Linked DNA regions of Homo sapiens: regions 1, 2, 4 and 5 are each linked to region 3. Evidence: chromatin contacts called from ENCODE Hi-C or POLR2A ChIA-PET data. All regions are on one chromosome and are shown on one strand. The core of a region is the stretch at or near the end of the contact, and the rest is flanking DNA. Distances in the headings are between cores, read along the strand shown.

Evidence for each region. A loop is a pair of places that touch in the nucleus more often than their neighbours do. ChIA-PET counts read pairs that join two places held with the same protein, here RNA polymerase II (POLR2A). Pooled maps may share reads with other maps.
Region 1: a loop to region 3 is called in a map of CD8-positive, alpha-beta T cell, with 10 times the contacts of the local background. The contact joins the promoter of BRD10 here to the promoter of RFX3 in region 3. A Hi-C loop is called at or near these places in 7 of 168 maps with a recorded cell type or tissue (CD4-positive, alpha-beta memory T cell, CD8-positive, alpha-beta T cell, aorta and 3 more), 1 of 37 single-sample maps with no recorded cell type and 18 of 50 pooled maps. POLR2A ChIA-PET finds 5 or more read pairs at or near these places in 7 of 52 experiments (CD4-positive, alpha-beta T cell, CD4-positive, alpha-beta memory T cell, activated B cell and 4 more).
Region 2: a loop to region 3 is called in a map of ascending aorta, with 7 times the contacts of the local background. The contact joins the promoter of ERMP1 here to the promoter of RFX3 in region 3. A Hi-C loop is called at or near these places in 6 of 168 maps with a recorded cell type or tissue (CD4-positive, alpha-beta memory T cell, CD8-positive, alpha-beta T cell, ascending aorta and 1 more), 1 of 37 single-sample maps with no recorded cell type and 20 of 50 pooled maps. POLR2A ChIA-PET finds 5 or more read pairs at or near these places in 3 of 52 experiments (CD4-positive, alpha-beta T cell, GM12878 and naive thymus-derived CD4-positive, alpha-beta T cell).
Region 4: a loop to region 3 is called in a map of CD4-positive, alpha-beta T cell, with 5 times the contacts of the local background. The contact joins the promoter of UHRF2 here to the promoter of RFX3 in region 3. A Hi-C loop is called at or near these places in 4 of 168 maps with a recorded cell type or tissue (CD4-positive, alpha-beta T cell, CD8-positive, alpha-beta T cell, ascending aorta and 1 more), 7 of 37 single-sample maps with no recorded cell type and 19 of 50 pooled maps. POLR2A ChIA-PET finds 5 or more read pairs at or near these places in 8 of 52 experiments (CD4-positive, alpha-beta T cell, CD4-positive, alpha-beta memory T cell, CD8-positive, alpha-beta T cell and 5 more).
Region 5: a loop to region 3 is called in a map of CD8-positive, alpha-beta T cell, with 4 times the contacts of the local background. The contact joins the enhancer-like site here to the promoter of RFX3 in region 3. A Hi-C loop is called at or near these places in 3 of 168 maps with a recorded cell type or tissue (CD4-positive, alpha-beta memory T cell, CD8-positive, alpha-beta T cell and naive thymus-derived CD4-positive, alpha-beta T cell), 1 of 37 single-sample maps with no recorded cell type and 9 of 50 pooled maps. POLR2A ChIA-PET finds 5 or more read pairs at or near these places in 1 of 52 experiments (GM12878).

What each region holds. Positions count from the first base shown.
Region 1 is chr9:6,006,611-6,010,176 of GRCh38, forward strand. BRD10 (bromodomain containing 10) reads right to left here and starts at 1,872. Exons shown (of 8, transcript NM_001017969.3): 1 at 585-1,872. The coding sequence starts at 1,177. It overlaps MIR4665 (microRNA 4665), which reads left to right and starts at 1,216; the gene lies at 1,216-1,294. RefSeq lists silencers at 340-399, 790-949, 1,140-1,369, 1,420-1,939 and enhancers at 540-769, 901-1,402, 1,403-1,902.
Region 2 is chr9:5,831,232-5,834,694 of GRCh38, forward strand. ERMP1 (endoplasmic reticulum metallopeptidase 1) reads right to left here and starts at 1,886. Exons shown (of 15, transcript NM_024896.3): 1 at 1,459-1,886. The coding sequence starts at 1,796. RefSeq lists silencers at 1,453-1,672, 1,753-1,972.
Region 3 is chr9:3,524,558-3,528,113 of GRCh38, forward strand. It overlaps RFX3 (regulatory factor X3), which reads right to left and starts at 1,444. Exons shown (of 17, transcript NM_001282116.2): 1 at 1,190-1,444. LOC124902110 (a long non-coding RNA gene) reads left to right here and starts at 1,928. Exons shown (of 8, transcript XR_007061398.1): 1 at 1,928-2,220. RefSeq lists enhancers at 585-1,201, 1,779-1,828, 2,089-2,388 and silencers at 889-978, 1,409-1,598.
Region 4 is chr9:6,411,294-6,414,548 of GRCh38, forward strand. UHRF2 (ubiquitin like with PHD and ring finger domains 2) reads left to right here and starts at 1,906. Exons shown (of 16, transcript NM_152896.3): 1 at 1,906-2,350. The coding sequence starts at 2,198. RefSeq lists silencers at 1,624-1,763, 2,044-2,223, 2,294-2,723.
Region 5 is chr9:5,850,305-5,853,504 of GRCh38, forward strand. It overlaps a transcript of ERMP1 not described here. Among named protein-coding and RNA genes, the nearest start is that of ERMP1, 19 kb to the left of the region's middle. Within about 2 kb of position 1,352, at least 5 of the 41 ENCODE cell types and tissues checked have a DNase peak (open chromatin) inside an H3K27ac peak, as active enhancers do; they include GM12878, where a contact is called at or near this core.

The DNA of each region.
Region 1 (3,566 bases), core at 622-3,121, 2.5 Mb after region 3:
ATTCCCTATTATTGCAAAAATTGGGTGTCCTCAGATGAAACGGAGAGAAAAGATCAGTAGTATGCAAAAGTAACCATTAACCATTTAGTAACACTCCATAAATCTTCGATGACCGACATGGGTAGTAAATGATAAAATTATTTTTTAATGGTTTAAGACACCTTTTTACATAAGCCAAAATTATTTTTCTAGAGATATTTCATCCTAAACGCTGTTTTAAATGTCATGCTAAAACTGTCTAAAAGTTGCAGGTCCAACTTCCATCCCACAAAAACTGTTCCTCTGCCTACACGTGCAATTCTTCCTACGGGACCCATTCCATTTTACATCTGCAAACTATACCCAGCTCTTCAGCGCTGCAGACTCGGGTTTCCTTCTCAGTCTACGCGCAAGCCGGGTTCGGCCCACACCCACCACACCCCTCCGGTCCCCGCCCAGCGCCGCTCCTCCTCCCGGGCTTCTCCAGCACCGACTCAGCACCTATCAGCGCCGCCCCCAGGCCCCTGGCCCAGCCCATCCTCGGGCACGTGTGAGTGTGTGTTTGTGTCAGTCTGTCAGTCCCACCGGGGACCGGGCTCGCTTACCGAGAGAGAAGCGCTAACTTCTGCTCCAGCATCATCTCCAGCTTCTGGCCCTGTTTGGAGATCCAGTGGTCCACTCCGTGCAGGCGGTAGCACGTCTCCAGCATCAACCTGAAGTCCGCCACGAACTCGGTGATGCCCCCGTACTGGCCGCTGGCGAACTTCTCTTCCATCTGCAGCAGACACATGCCCTGTCCGGGCTGCTGCGGGAAGGCGCGACCGCCCCGGCCCCCGCTGCGCGGCCCTTCCGCCACCTCCTCCTCCGCGGTGGCAACGCCCCCCAAGGGCTGCAGAAAGGGGGCGGTGAGGCCCCGGTGCTTCTCCTGCAGGAACTCGCCCAGGATGCGGTAGCCCTGCTGTAGCTCGTAGGTCAGCTCCTGCTCCTTGCAGCAACCGCCTCCGATCACCATCGCCTCCATCTCTTCCTCCTGATCGTCCGCGTCCTCCAGCGAGGAGGCACTCCTTCCGTGGGCCGGCCCTGAGGTCTGGGCCGCCGCTGCCACCTCCTCCTCGTCGTCCTCTCCTTCGGCCGCCGGTGGCGGCCGCTCTTCCTCCCCAGCCGGCTCCATCGCTCCCGGCGTCCCGGGCACACTCATGCCCCGGCAGGCCTAGGCTGGGCGGTGTGGAACAGCCGCTCGAGGTGCTGGGGGACGCGTGAGCGCGAGCCGCTTCCTCACGGCTCGGCCGCGGCGCGTAGCCCCCGCCACATCGGGCCTGGCTCTCCTCAGCCGCCGGCTCGGCTCGGTGCGCGCGGGGGTCTTGAGCTCACCGCCGGCGGGGCGGGGTTACATGGCGCGCGAGGAGGGGGGAGAGAAGAGGAGAGCCTAGGTGCCCTCCTCTCCCCTCCCCCCCGGCGGCGGCGCGCGCACGGCCCTCGCCGGCCTCACCCCTCCGCACCCCGCCCGCCTGCTCTTCACCGGCCAGGCCCTGCCGGGTCGCCGCGGCCTCGGCGCCCCACCCCCTCCCGGGCCAGCGGGGGGCTGGGAGGGGGCGAGGAGGAAGGGGGTTCTCCTCTCCCCTCCCCGGAGGGGGCCGCAGCGGCGGCTCCGGCTCCTCCTCTCCCTCACACCCCCTCCCGCCCCCCTCTACCTGCGGGGGACACGGGCAGAAGGAGGCGGTGCACGGACGGGGCCCGGCGACAACTGTCAGTTAGAAGCCCCGCTGGGCGGTGAGGGGGGAGAAAGGGGAGGGGCAGGGAGAGAAGGGGGAGGGCACTCAGCCCCCCGGCTGGGAAGAGCTGTGGAGAGAAGCAAAGAAAGAGGCCCTGTCGCCATCCCCGGTGCGCATGCGTAGTAGAACAATTCCCCCCTCCCCCCCCGCCACCATCGTGCCCCGCCCCGCTACGCAAAAGGAAGAGCTTCGGCTCAGCTACAGGCCCAGAAGCCTGCTAGGGTTGCGCGGACCAATGATGTAATCAATCGTAGGCCAATCGAACATGTTGATGGAGGGGGAAGCAAGGCGCCTGCGCAGCTTAATTCGCTACCGCCTGGGAAGGTGGCCAAAAGGCTTTTTTTAAAGCAAGTGCTTCAAGAGGAAACTTCTTTTGCAAGACCCGTGTTAGCCCCCCAAACTAAAATTAAAGTTGCTAGATAACCTTTGTTAATGGCAAATGAATAGTGAGAAAGCGCAAAATGTAAATCTTCTCTACTATAAAATTTACATTCTGTTCCCACCCTTTCTCCCTTGTGACTGCGGGTCTTCTATATATAACCAGAATTTTGAGAAGTTTAGAAAGAAAGTTTAAGGACTCGACCATACGTTCACATGCAGAAGAAAAGGAAGTGATTTTTAGAACCCCAGCTCTTAACATCAATTCATATTTTGGAACTAATTCCATGTTTTCAGTTACAAATTTCCACCCTCCCGATTCTTGAGATCTGTTAAGAATAAAGAGAATGGAACCTCATTTAAACAAATTCTTGGGACTGAAAACAGTCAAAATAGTTCATGTCTGAGTTGTACAGCATTAAACAGTTGTTTGCATGGGCTGATAATCTCACTACATTTTACAATTACTGTTTAATGACTAAAAAGTGGACTCATCATTCACATTGGTTTACATGTTACTTAAAATTAGTTGGGAGGTAGGAATTCATGGTTCCATAAAGCAAATACTACTATTTCCTCATGTTCTATTTGAAAGACGCACATATTATTTTTTCTAGGTACACAGAACCCTCGTTAAAACCTAGAATTACCTAAACACAAAAACAAAATTACAGAAATCATGCATTTTAAAAGTAAAATGTGTATAACTAAATGATTAGGATACTCTGACTCTTGCAATTGTTTACTTCTCATTAATGTGAACTTTAAAGCAGTGATAAAATTTTTTTTTAACCTCAAAGCTGTTTTTGTCCAGTAAGTTAAGTATCACTCTTAAGTAAAATAGTGAAGCGGGAACGCTCTGTTAGGGTATTCACACTGTCCTCCACACATACCTTTTATCTAGTATTCGAGGTCTCCTCTCATCAGACATTTGTAATATATAACGCATTTACAGGGTTCTCTCCCCTCAGAGAAGAGTCTGTGGACTCTGAAGAGTCCACAGAACCTCAGCTCACAGAAAGAAAAATGCAGGGATCAGTCTTACTTCAGCACCTGGCAACCAAAACGTGTGTCTGACTAGACATTCCTCCTTTCTTTCGACAAAGCCCAGGAATCTGAAGCCCAACGTACCCAAGCAAACATCCTCTACTCCTCTTTAGTCATCAGCTCTATTTCATGACTCTTGGACAATATTAGCTTACATTATTGAACCCTGTGCCACTAAGCACTTTATATTCATTGTCTCCTTTAATCTCACAACAAGCCTATCAGCTAGGTATTAACCTTATTTTTCAGATGAGGAAACTGCCTCTTAGTTTAAGAAAGTTGTTAAACAAAGTTAAAATCTAGGTCTGTCATACTTCAAAAACTCCAGGTGCCTAATTCCAAGTCATCTGGCAGAATTTCTAATTCCTCATACATAAAAGTGTAGGGAAT
Region 2 (3,463 bases), core at 636-3,135, 2.3 Mb after region 3:
CCCCTTCAGTTTTCTCCACCATCCCACTCCCAACTTCTCCCCATATCAAACCAATACAAGGACTAGGGATGTATTCAAAACGTGTGACCACTGGCCAGGCACGGTGGCTCACGCCTGTAATCCCAGGACTTTCGGAGGCTGAGGTGGGTGGATTGCTTGAGCTCAGGAGTTTGAGACCAGCCTGGGCAACATGGTGAAACCCCATCTCTTCTAAAACTACAAAAACTAGCCAGATGTAGACTACTATCCGCCTGTAGTCCCAGCTACTCAAGAGGCTGAGGTGGGAGGACTGCTTGAACCTGGGAGGTGGAGGCTACAGACCCGAGATGGAGCCACTGCACTCCAGCCTGGGCGACAGAGCCAGGCCCTGTCTCAGAAAACAAACAAAAAAAGCTAAAGACTAAGCAGGATAGAATATAACTTCACTGTGCATACTCCTGAACGTTACAGATTCTGGGTTAATGACTTTAAGTAGCAGAAACCAATGAGCAAAAATAATCAAGTCAAGAGGTTAAATAAGGCGGGCGGGGGAAACTTTTGATGGACCTAGCCCTCCTAGCATACACCCAAGGTCTAATAACTTCAATTCAGGCCAAAACCAACTGTACCCCTAATGAAAACAAAACTGTTTTTGTCTTTTCACTGCATTCCAAGTGGGGAAAGCTGGAAGTGGGGGTGGGAGACGTTTCAGAAAGTCCTTAATAAGCTTGCAACACTTTGCATTCTAGCAAAAACTTTTTAGAACACAGTAGCTGTTGAAAACTTGACGCCAGCTTAACACTTCATGAGCTTTGACACACCTGGGTTACAATATCTTTGACTTAATCACCTTTCCTAGCATTCTTAAAGGTCTTAAAAAAAAAAAAAAAAGTCAAACCTTACACAGTCACTAATCCAAGGGGCCTAAAGATAAACTGCAGGGATCTGAGAATTTATCAGACTGCATACCAAATTTTGACTGGGCGGTGTTCCAGAAAGAGTTTCTATAGCCTTCAGATGTGGGGGCTGTAACCCTCAGAAAGTTAGAACAGTGCACTAGCGCCTTCCAAAACTCCCCGCCCCCAAAGCGAATTTATACAACAGTCTAGGTACACAAATTTCCATCTGGAAAGCAGAAGGGCTAAGCAAGGTAAAAAGGGGAAGCTGTTCCAGAATATGGGGAGACGACTCACAACCAACCATCTGCACGAAGGGCAGACAGTGGAAAGCAGGTTCAATCTACCTGGCAACCCCAATCTGCACCACGAGCTTAACCGGGGACAGGCAAGCCCCAAGTCCCGGCAATTCAGACCCCAGAAGAAGGACAAGCAAGGTCACCCCACCCCACGTGCAGCCTGGGAGGGGTCAGCGAGTCCCAGCGGTCCGGCAGGGGCGGGTGCACACAGGTGCGGTGCCCCGGAGCCTGCGCAGGAGCCGCAAACGGACGCGCGGGCCGTGCCAGGAGGGAGCGGCCGGTACCTGGCTTGGAGCGCGTCGAACTCCCCGCGGTGTCCAGCGGCCCCGCGTAGCACGAGCTGCTGCAGCGAGAGCTGCACCAGCGTCCGCAGCGCGATCAGGTAGAGCGCGAGCCCCAGCGCGGCGCGCACCTCAGACAGCCCGGTCCCCGCGCCCCTGCTCGCGCCGCCGCTACCCCCGGGGCTCCTCTTCCGCGTCCTCCCGCCGCCGCTGCACCCATCCACCAGAGGCTCCTGCGCTCGGGCCTCCCTCTCCGGCGGTGGCGCGGCCGCCGCTCCCTCTCGACGCTCTACTCCGACGCGGTGCCGCCTCACAGCAGCCGACTCAGAACCCCACTCCATGGCCACGAGCCTCAGCTGCCAGCCCAACCGCCCCAACCCGCGACAGCCCCGGCCGCCGCCGACGCCGCCGTCGCTGCCGCAGCGCCTCCTAGTGAGCGGACGGAAACTGCAGAGGGCCAAACTTCTTCTGATTGGCCCGTCCCGCCGCGCCAAGACCCAGCTTCTTTGGCAGTTCTCGGGTGCACACAGCTGCAGGGCCGACCCAGCAGCGGGTGGTGGATATGCCGTCTCCCGCAGGGCTTTTCCAGCCCTCTGTAGGACGGAGATTGCCAAATGTAAAGACACCTAAAAACCCAAAACGAGAAAAATGAGAGATCGCTTTTGAAAGAACACACAAGGCTCTTACAGTGCATCAGGCAGATGAAAAAAGCAATGACCTGGCTTTCGTAAGGAAGGAATATTAGAACATCAGGCTCCAAAAAAGTGGGTTCCTGGCTCTTAAAATTAGAAATAAGATTACGCAGAGGAGGCCCGGCCTATTGCTTTCACATGCATAATCTAATCAGATCTTCATAACTCAGCAACTTAATCTGTGCTATTACTGTCTCCATTTAACAGATAAAGAAAAATAATGGCTATTATTTATTGAATACCTGCTATGAGCTAAGCGCTAGGTCAAGTCCTTTAATACATCATCTTATTTAATTATCTTTAACAATACTTAAAAGGAAATATCTTTGTTCCCATTTTATAACCTGAGAAACGTAGAGATAACAGATGAAGAATGTAAATCTAATTTCATGGGCTCCCAAAACAGCATTCTGTTCCACTACTACATTAGCACTCTGCAAGTGAAGGTTCAGAAAGGCCATTCTTCACTTGACGACTCTCTGGGGCGGTTAAGCAGCAGAGCCTTGGTTTCAGTGCAGATCCTAGTGATTATCTAGTCTTCTTCCAGCTTGCCGGTACCCATGAGCCTCTCTGCTCCAAGGTTTTTTGTCCCTAGCTTGGAGTTGCTACATTAGCATGAGCATTAACCTAGAGACCAACTGGGAGAGCACACTGCCGGATTTTGACTTAGCACATATGTCAGATTTCATACAATGCCCTATAGTCCTGCTCTTGCCCACCTCTCAGGCTCCTCTGACACCAGGATGCTTCTTATTTCCAGCTCTCCAGCCACACTGGCCTCTTTCAAAGACTTCCTGCACGCATCTTTCCTTCTACAATAGGATCTTCTCACATGCTGTTTGAATTACCTGGAGTGTTCTTCTCTCTCCTCATTGTCTTTTTAACTCCTAGTTATCCTTTAAATCTCAGATTAAGTGGTACTTCCTCAAGCAAGAATCTCCTAATTTAATTAAGCTTGCTTCCCCTATTTGTAGGATCTCACAGCACCATGTTTGCATGTGACTATTTCATAACTTCCTCATTAGACTGTAAGCCCCACGAAGGCAGGAATCAGGTCTGGTTTTACTCACCATTTTATTCCTTGCTCTTAACACAAAGCATGACACATAGTATGTAGTCAATAGATATTTCTTGAGTGAATGAAAAAATGAAAACATACCACTTTTGTGGCAGCAAGCATAATTTTAGCTCTACAAGATCCCTTTCAGTCTGTAAGCACTATGAGACTAAAGACAGTGTCTATCTTATTTAATCATCACTGTATCCATAGTGCTTAGCTCTGGATAAGAGCCTAGCCCATGGTCATAACTATATGT
Region 3 (3,556 bases), core at 194-2,693:
AAAAAAAAAAAACTCTTAAAGTACCATAACTGTCACAAATAACACTGTGAACTGAGTTCTCACAAAGCTTCCTTGTGTCCCTTCCCTGTTCATCACAAAGTCTCATAATCACAATGAAAATTGTTAACACTCTACTGCGGGGAAGGAGGATCATCAAAGTGAAACGGAACCTCACTACTCCCCCTCCCACCTCCACATGAAGGATAAAGCACTGTCAATAACTACTAACCCAAGTATCACAGATGCCCTGCATCCGGTTTAAATCACAAGCACACACACACACACACACACACACACACACACACACACACACACACACACCAAAGAAGAGAGAGGAGACAGACTTTAAAAAAGAAAAACATCTTTCCCAGTACAGCAAAGAGGGCCCAACGAACAGGCCCCAGGTTTCAATATGTGTGCAAGGGGTGTGTGGGGGGGGGGAGAAAGAGGGGGAGGGAAGAGTGCTGAATGGATGTTAAGACTGTTTGCCGCACAAAGAAAATACAGTTTTAAAAAGAAAAAAGAAAACCATGAAGCTGATGATGGTGAAAGAAGAGCAGCCCATTCAGCACCAGGCAAAGAGGGGCAAAAATGAAGGGAATGGGCGGTGGGAAAAGTTCACCAACGTATGAGGATTAAAAATAACAAAACCCATAACAAGGCCCCACAAGTGAACAACAACAACAACAAAACACCACCTCTTGGGTCCCCCCCTTGCACACTGTTGTCTATTTCGGCTTTGAAAGAAGCAGGAAACAGCAGCGTTGGAAAAGAAGAAAATTAAAGAAAGAACAAATTCTTATCTCTTCACCTGACCCTCCTCCTCAGACCAGACCTAAGGGAAAGATCCAGCATCCGCATCGGAAAACTGTGGCTCCCTCTCCCGCTCGGCTCGCAGCCCCCCAAGCTCCCGCTCCATCCCTGAAGTGCGGCCGGCGCAGGGCCGGGGCCGGCGGGCGGCGCGGCGCCCACACCCCCGACCCAGCCGCGGCGCGCAGGGTCCATTGTAAACAAGCCCGGGGAACAGAGCCCCTCGGCGGCGGCGCCGCAGCGGCAGCCCCCGTGTCAGGAGTGAGACCCCAGCACAGCCACACTCGGCTCGCACACACGAACACACACACGCACGGACACACGCGTTCACACGCAGCCACACGCTCCCACACACATGTAGAGACCGAAGAATATTCACCTTGGCTGTGGATTATTGTGGTGTTGTTGGTGGGTGATGGAGATGGTGGTGGTGGGGAGGAGGAGGAGGAAGAGGAGGAGGAGGAGGAGAGGAGTAGTTGTTGTTGATGGGTAACAGTCGCCAGGACTACGGTGACTATGGCGCTTGATTCACAAGGCAACGGTTGCTATAACTCACAAAAGAGAGAGAGAGAGGGAGAGAGAGAGAGAGCGAGAGGGAGAGGGAGACACTCGCACGGGGAGGGGTGGGGGAGGGAAGAGGGGAGGAGGCGGGCCCGGCCAAGCCGCCGGAAGGGGAGGGCGCAGCGCTGTGACTGACGGCCCCCAAACCCGGGTGGGGTGGCGGGGCGGCGGGGTGACGGGGCACGAGGCCGGGATTCCACCGCAGGACTCCGAAGAGGTGCGCCTATGCTTGGCTGGGGCTGAGGTCACCAAGAGTCCTCTCGGAGGGACGTTACTACACGCGCTGGCGAGGCCCAGGAGTCGTGGTGCGAGGGGTACTATCTGTGAAACGAGGGCTGCCTGTCCCAGCAGCCAGCTTTGTACAGAGACGTCCCGGAGCCACGAGAGAGTAACGGCTAACCCGGGGGAGGGGGTGGCGAGGGTGATTCCAGGCACTTTGTGAAGAAACGAGCTATGGCGAGGGAAGAATCCACTTTGAAGAGCGGCCCCCGCCCTGCCCGATACGTTACTTCCGGGGCGGGGCGGGCAGAGGGGCCCGGATGTGCCGCCGCTTTTTAGTTTCTGAGGCGCCGGCGGTGTTCCTGGTAGCGTCAGCCTCCTGGCTTTTCCTTTTCCTGGACGCTTCAGGGCTCCGCGGCCTGCGCTAGACTGGAGGGTCCGCGTCACTCTCGCCCTCCTGCTTTCCGCGCTCTCACCCGCTCCCGCCTCCTGAGGGCACGACTTGTGGAGGAGCGCGGGCGGCGGGGCGTGAGCGAGCTGCCTCTGCCGCCATCTTAGAGAAGGCGAGCGTGGGGTGTGCGTGGGCGCGAGTCGGCCTCCCGCGGTGCCGCCGCAGCGTGGCGCGGAGAGGTGAGGTCCAAGCGTGTCCGGCCCTCACTCCATAACGAAAAAGCGAGGTCATCACTCCCTATCTACAAGGGATGGGAGTAAGTGCCTGTAGAGAGCAAGAAATTGCCCTGCCCGGAGGCTGAGAAAGCGCATTTGGCGGTTCCCCTCGACGGAAGGCGTAGAGGGGCGGGGTAGCTTACACCTGCCTGCGATACCATCCTGTTAGTTTCTAGTTCTGTTAGTTTCAGCCCTTAAGTGCTCACCCCTCTTTAAAGACCGAACTGGGAGTTGAGCTCAAGCCCGGATCCTGTTACCTGCCGTGCTCTCATCCCCCGTTACTCAGCCTACTGTAGCTGAGGGTCTTGCTGTTTGTGGCTGTATTGAGATAGACGAATGGCTTCCGTCTGTGTTGAATGTTGTTAACACAACCTGCCATCTCAAACACCCGTTGATAAGGCACAGCCTGTAATGCCTCATGGTTCAAACAGACTCCTCCAATTCTCTGCAGACTCGAGTCCAGCAGGCACATGCCCCCAGGCCCTGCCAATACCCAAAATCTCCCAACATTTGCCGCTAAGCTGCTTAACCAGGACAATGACATAGTAGAAGTAGAGCCTTAGGAAGTCAGTTCTCCTCTTGAGGCTTAATTTTTGCACCTGCAAGTAAGGGATTTGGGCCGGCATGCGTTCACCAGCGCTAAAATAATACTGAGCTCATTCTGTGTCCCAGAACTGGTGCTAAGTGTTTTACATACATTATCTCATGTAATCCCAACAACACCAGTGTTAGGTAATATTCGCATTTGAGGAAAAACAGGCCGAGAGTCCTAAAAGTCGGTGGTTTTAGTTTATGGCTGCGTGCCATAGAATACAAGGTTACCTTGTTTTAGGAACCAGCTACTTTGGGTACGTTTTTAAAAGTAATATTGTTGCCTTTGATAATCTCATGAGTTAGAGATGTTCTTACAATAATAATGTGTTGCAGTAGTGAACAGTGGTGAGCCTAGTGCTAAAGCTAAAAGGTTTCCTGACCCACTGTGGTAGTAAGGGCTTCTAGTCAGACAAATGATTGTGTGGTGACCAGTGTGGGTCCCATTTGACATACAGATGGGAAATGAGGTATACGTTCCAGCTTTATGAAAACTGGTAGTCGTTATGAATATTCTCTTTATTATATTTACTGATAAAGTCCTCATTCCTATAATGGTGTGTAGGGCTGTATGTTCACACTACATGGCTCTCTGAATAGCTTTGTTTTTTTAAATTCCATTGTCTGTTATAGTTTGCCTGTCCCGTCTTTCATTGTCAGCTGTTGCTTTTTATTTTTGTCAGTGAACATAGTTCTATTATCCTTACCG
Region 4 (3,255 bases), core at 656-3,155, 2.9 Mb after region 3:
GTGACTGAAATTTTCACAGGGGCAGAAACCCAAAATATGTATGTGCAGTTAATTTTTTCTGTCTCTTCTGTGTTGGGCCATCTTTTTTTTCTCTTTTTTTTTGAGATGGAGTCTCACTCTATCGCCCAGGCTGTAGTGCAGTGGCGTGATCTCAGCTCACTGCAGCCTCCGCCTCCCGGGTTCAAGCAATTCTCCTGCCTCAGCCTCCCGAGTAGCTGGGACTACAGGCAACTGCCACCATGCTCAGCTAGTTTTTTAATATTTTTAGTAGAGATGGGGTTTCACCATGTTGGCCAGGCTGGTCTGGAACTCCTGACCTCAAGTGATCCGCCCACCTCGGCCTCCCAAAGCGCTGAGATTACAGGCCTGAGCCACTGCGCCCGGCCTTTCTCTTCTTTTTCATGATATACTACTGGATTTGTCTGTGCTTGTAATTATTTTAGCTGTTTATTAGTTTATTACAAAAAAATGGTACTGTACCTTTATGGGAATAATTAGCACCTATGTGAATATTTAAGTTACCGATTTTGGCAAATGTGAAGTCCAAGTTGTCTTGTTTTGTTTACGTTTATATCCTCTCTCCCTTCTTGAGAAGACATATTTTCATTTAAAATAAACCCACTTGGCCGGGCGCGGTGGCTCACGCCTGTAATCCCAGCACTTTGGAAGGCCGAGGCGGGTGGATCACGAGGTCAGGAGATCGAGACTATTAGCCGGGCGCGGTGGCGGGCGCCTGTAGTCCCAGCTACCCCAGGGAGGCTGAGGCAGGAGAATGGCGTGAACCCGGGAGGCGGAGCTTGCAGTGAGCCGAGATCGCGCCACTGCACTCCAGCCTGGGCGACAGAGAGAGATTCCGTCTCTAAATACATACATACATACATACATACATACATAATAAATAAAATAAAATAAACCCACTCACCCCCACCCCGACTCCCCAGCTGTAGCAGGGAAGGATTAAGAAGGCGGGGTGGGGGGTGGGGGAAGCCCTGTTAGGTAGTGCTGCGTTGGGCCCACTTCTGAGGGTTTAATCCTAGTAGGGTCTTTGGAGTTCTTTCTTCGGAGGCGCGTAGCTCTGCATTATTTAAAACTGTTTCCCGCAAACCCGCAATCCCTTAGGCCAAAGGCACCCCTAACGCGGAAAGTCTACGAACGGAAATGTCCGGAGTTAGAGAGCGGCCTTTCGGGCAGCTGCCCCGACTTCTCCAAGGCCGGAGGGCCGGCTGGGAGCGCTGCAAGCCAGAGAGGGCGATCCCAGCGGGACCCGCGGCCTGAGGATAGGCCTGGAGCTGCCGCCTCCGCCAGGCGACGGGAAACCCTCGGAAGTGGGTTTCCGCGCGAAAGTAGCATTGCGGCCAGGCGGGAAACGTGTTCGCGAAGCAGGAGGGCCCCCGGGGCCTTTCCCGGGCGACCCGACCCGCCAGGCCGCGTGGCGGGAGCTTTCCTGTTGAGCGCGGTGGAGCGCACACATTTCCTTCAGTTCTTTCTCGGAAGTTTAGGCCGCACCCACCCGCGCCCCCTTTCCAGGATTATACAAGTGCACGCCAGGGTTTCTTATTTTTGGTGTGTTTTTGAGACCAAAGAACCATATCCGCTAAGCCTGAGGAGGCACCCGCCCCCTCAGCTCTGAAACGAGGCCTCAAAACGGCAACCGATGTGGTAGCCGCGCAATCTTCCGAAACCCAAAGGCTAGAGGGCGTGCCCAGTGGCCAGGTGCAGGCGGTGGGGCAAGTAACGGCTTTTGGTAGCCCCGCCCCTCCGACCCGCCCTCTCCGCGCCTGCCCATTTTCGTTCCCTCGGGTCTGTAACCCTCTCCCGGGCCGCTTCCTCTTTAAGGCGGAGCCCGGCGTGGATCTCGCGAGATCCGGCTTGGCGCCGTGACCTCCATGTGGGAGCTCCAGCTCTATAAGTAAACACTCTGCGCGGCGCAGACATGGCCTCTTCCTATCTTTGAGGCGGTGTCTGCGGCAGCGCCTCAGAGTGGTTCCGGTCGTCTCTCCTCAAGTCGGCTAGTCGGGCGCGCGCGCTGAGAGTCGTCGCCGCCTGTCGGGCCCGGCGTCCGGTCGGTCCGGTGGGCGCGCTCGCCCGCCTGCCGCTGAGGGCCCGAGCCGCAGGGAAAGCGGCGCGGGCCGGGCGGGGCGCGGCGCCCAGAGCTCAGGGGGAGACAAAGGGGACCGGTTCCTCTCTAGGCGCCAAGATGTGGATACAGGTTCGCACCATTGATGGCTCCAAGACGTGCACCATTGAGGACGTGTCTCGCAAAGCCACGATTGAGGAGCTGCGCGAGCGGGTGTGGGCGCTGTTCGACGTGCGGCCCGAATGCCAGCGCCTCTTCTACCGGGGCAAGCAGGTGAGGCGCGCCCGCCGCGCCCCTAGCGAGGCTGGGGGCCGGAACAGCTGGGCTCCTCTGGACGCACCGGTCCGAGGGCTCTGTGCGCCGCGCGCGCAGGGCTCACCTGGCTCCGCTGCGGGTGGGCAGCCCCCGCGAGGCGCGGGGTGCGGGGCCCAGTCCCGCCGAATGGTGGGGAGTGGGTCCCTGCCAGCCCCAACTGGAGGTGCGCCGCGCGGGGTCAGAAGTGAGGGCGTCCGGAGCGCAAATATCTCGCCGTTTGTATTTGGTAGGACAGCGGCCGTAGGCACTGGGTGCCCAGGTCCCTCGCTTCCCGCGCTCGGCGGGGCCTGGGGCCCCCAGAGGGCGGGGAGGGCAGAGGGCTCTGGCGGCCATGCCACCGCGCGGGAGACCCGGAGAGCTGGCTAACCCGGCTGAGCGTTCGCCTGGCTTCCGCGGCTCTTCCGCGTCTTCGGCTCTCAAACAGGGGAAACTCGGGCATTGAGCTCTCAAGAATAAGAACCCTAACTCTGCTTCCTGACTGTGGTAGGATTCGCGCAAACTGAAGATTCGAAGGGTTTCCAGAACTTCTGGTCCCTCTCCCTCGCCGCCTTTCCTAGGTTTGGAATGTCTCGAGGGAGGTTAGAGACCTGGGCATGAAGAAACTGTCGGTTTAACCGGGGGCCGGGTTTACGAATGCCCTATATAAGCCAAGAGTTTTATTCCCGAAGTGAAAAGGAGTGTAAGACTGTTTGCTTTTCTTACTTCTCGCCTTCTAATACTCATGTCGTTCACGCTTTAAGCATAGCACTGCAGCATAGCCAGCGGTGCATACTTGAAGGCTGTCTGTGGGCATCTCTGGTATTTTTATGGTCTGGCCAGTCTAAGTTTTTTTCCTATTCCACAAGTCTCTTACAATCTATATC
Region 5 (3,200 bases), core at 102-2,601, 2.3 Mb after region 3:
TGAGGCAGGAGAACTGCTTGAACCTGGGAGGTGAAAGTTGCAGTGAGCCAAGATCGCACCATTGCACTCCAGCCTGGGCGACGAGAATGAAACTCCGTCTCAAAAAAAAAAAAAAAAAAAAAAAAGAAGAAGAAGAAAAAAAGAAATAGAAAATTCCCTGGCCTTCTGGGGTGGTTGGGGGAATTGGGAGGGAGCATGTGGCTGAGGAAACTGAATGTTTAACAAGTTCCTCCTGTGACTCTGAGATACCGTGAAGTTCGTAAACCTCTGAAAATGCTCACTGTCAGTGGTTCTCTACTCTCACTCTACATAAGAACTAGATGAAGCATCAGAAAAACCCAAAAACAACAACAACAAAAAATCCTGGGCCCAATCCCAGTATTCAGTTAATTTGGATGGTGCCAGGCAATTGTATAATTTTGGAAAATGGCTCAAATGATTCTAATGTGCAGTCAGAGTTGGAAACCCATGGCCATTGTGAACAGTGGTACCAAATGCTATACCTGAAAGGGCAGCCACCCTGTAATTCTACCCTAGCCTTCTGGCCATGTCCTAGCTTGCAAGCTCTGAGGAGGTAGGGCAGGACTCTGAAGAATAGAGAATGAATGAGGAACAAGGTTGCATCCTTTGAAAACTCCAGAGCTTTGATCAGTTACCTCACCCTCAATTCAATCCCCCATCCAGGAACTGCCCATGCCCTGACATCCTCCCTTGACTTATTCCCAAAGATCTCACACTGTGTTCCCTCTTTTAGACCCTTCAGAACAAAATCTGAAGATGTTAGCCCTTTTAGGCCCAACATCTCTATGCTGTGCTGGTATCAAGCAAAGCCTCCAAGATGTTTCCAATTTGTGAACATAGTGCATCTTGTAATTGATTTGTTCTTCTCTTTTCTCTATCTACTAGGAAGCTCAGAGCCAAATCTGAGGCACACCTTTAGCAGTCATACAGCACCTTATGGCATACATTTGCTATACCTTATTTTCCTGTCATAGCTTTTCTTTCATTTGTTTCTGTTTACCTATTTTTTACAGAGAAATGTCCTTTTTTGATTTATTCTGACATGCTATAAATGAATTAATTACACTATTTAAAGACTTTTCATCAATACATTTCTCTTTCTCTTGGGTCAGACAGAGAAAAAGAAAAGAGCATGCAAGAAAGATGGAGAGAAGAAACACATGCACACAGATAATATATAGAAGTGGGAGGAGGCGAGGGAGGGTTCGTGATCATATCAGCCTTACACAGGGTGGTGCTCTCCAAGGGGCAAGAGTCAACCTGCTTATTATAACCATTTCACAAGGATCTTAAAGGAACTTCCTTCTATGGTCAAACCCTTTTGTTCTTACTCAGAATCAGTCTAGCTGTTAAGTCTGTGGCAGCTGGAGCTACAAAACCAAGGCCTGAAAGTTGCAAAACTAGGTACTGTGACTGTGAGTCACCTTTCCCCTTCACACACATACACCCCACAAAATTGATTTTAACACACATAAAAATTGAGAAAACACTATAATACTAAATCTAAGATGATTTACAAAGGAATATTACTTAACGAATGGCTTGAAGTAGTTTTTTAAAAGCTTGGAGAGATTTTGATTTCATAATGAGTCAACAAGTCATTTTTTCTGCCATTAAAAAATCTCATTTCTTAATAAAAACACTTAGTTTTTCATGACCTTATAAATAAAAAAGCTCCCATTTCAAAGTAAAAATGAAATCTAAGATTATATAGACGTTTATGTCATTACTTTTATCTAAGCAACATACATACATGCTCAAGTAAAGCAAAAGGTTAAGTAAATTTCTGCAATAAATAGGCTGCTTTTGAAATGCAAAGAACATTATAAAGAATGCAGAATCTTAAGGGTAATCAAGCAGTCATTAAGTTTTTCTTAAGTATTCACTTTAGATGTTGTTATTTCTGGCACAGGTAAGCAGCAGAGTGTTTTTTTTTGTTTTTTTGTTTTTTTTTTCCAGACAGCGTCTCATTCTGTCATGTAGCTGGAGTGAAATGGCATGATCAAGGCTCACTGCAGCCTTGACCTTCCCACGCTCAGGTGACCTCCCTCCTCAGCCTCCCTCATAGCTGGGACTACAGGCATTGCCACCAGCTAATTTTTGTATATTTTGTAGAGATGGTCTTTTGCCATGTTGCCCAGGCTGGTCTCGAACTCCTGGGCTCAAGTAATCCAGCTGCCTCAGCCTTTGAAAGTGCTGGGATTACAGGTGTGAACCACTGTACCCCACCATAGCAGCAGAATTTTTTATGTGCTCAAATACTGGAATCTTTGGTTACTGCCATATCAGCAAAGAAGCCAACCATTTTAAGAATGTTTTATGAGAATGTTCATTAAAAAAAAAAAAAAAGAATGTTTTAAGTGAACACCTTGCAAATCCTAAGGATAGCTATCTATTTTTTTAACCTTGTATGTATTTTAATAAGCTGCCTCAAACATGCTTTTTGAAATCAGGGAAGATATAGAAAAATTAATAACAGCAACTGATAGGATTCAATTCATCACACTGAAACATGTTTTTGTAAATGAGATAAAAATCCTTTCCTGACTACAGGGTCATCTCACCTGTTAGTTCTTTTCACTACAGGGGAGAAAACAAACAAACCAGCAAAAACCTTTTCCTCTGCCCTCTTAGGTTCAGTGTCTGGGGCCTGAGAATTAAACTGGCAAAAGACAGATTAACAGGGGAAAAAGCATCTATTTTATGGACAAAGGAAACGGGTTTGGGCTTCTGGGGGTGAAAAATTGTAGGAAAGTGACTAGGAAGTATACAGGGAAAGTAATGGAAAGCAAGGGTTGCTTTAGTAAGGTGTCTTTATGCCAACTCATCTCAGTGCCAGTTTTCTGTCTCTAGTGATAGGTTACTTTCTTCATTCTGATACAGGAGAAGGGTGGAAATTTATGCCACCTTCACAAAGGGAAATTTATGTCCTGCTTCTAGGCAGAAAAGGAAAGGGCAGAGAGCTCTTCTTACAACTGCTATTTCTCCATTGCTTTCAGCCCAAAATAATCATATGCCAAGGTGGCATACTTTGGGGTGGTATAACCTGATCCCCTTCACCATGTCACTTAAATTCTCTCTTGTCCTGTTGCTGTGCTCAGAGATGCCCTGGGGTTTCAGTGTTGATCTCCCAGAAGAGCCATACATATCCTGTAAGAAACTATGCTCTGTTGGTTAAG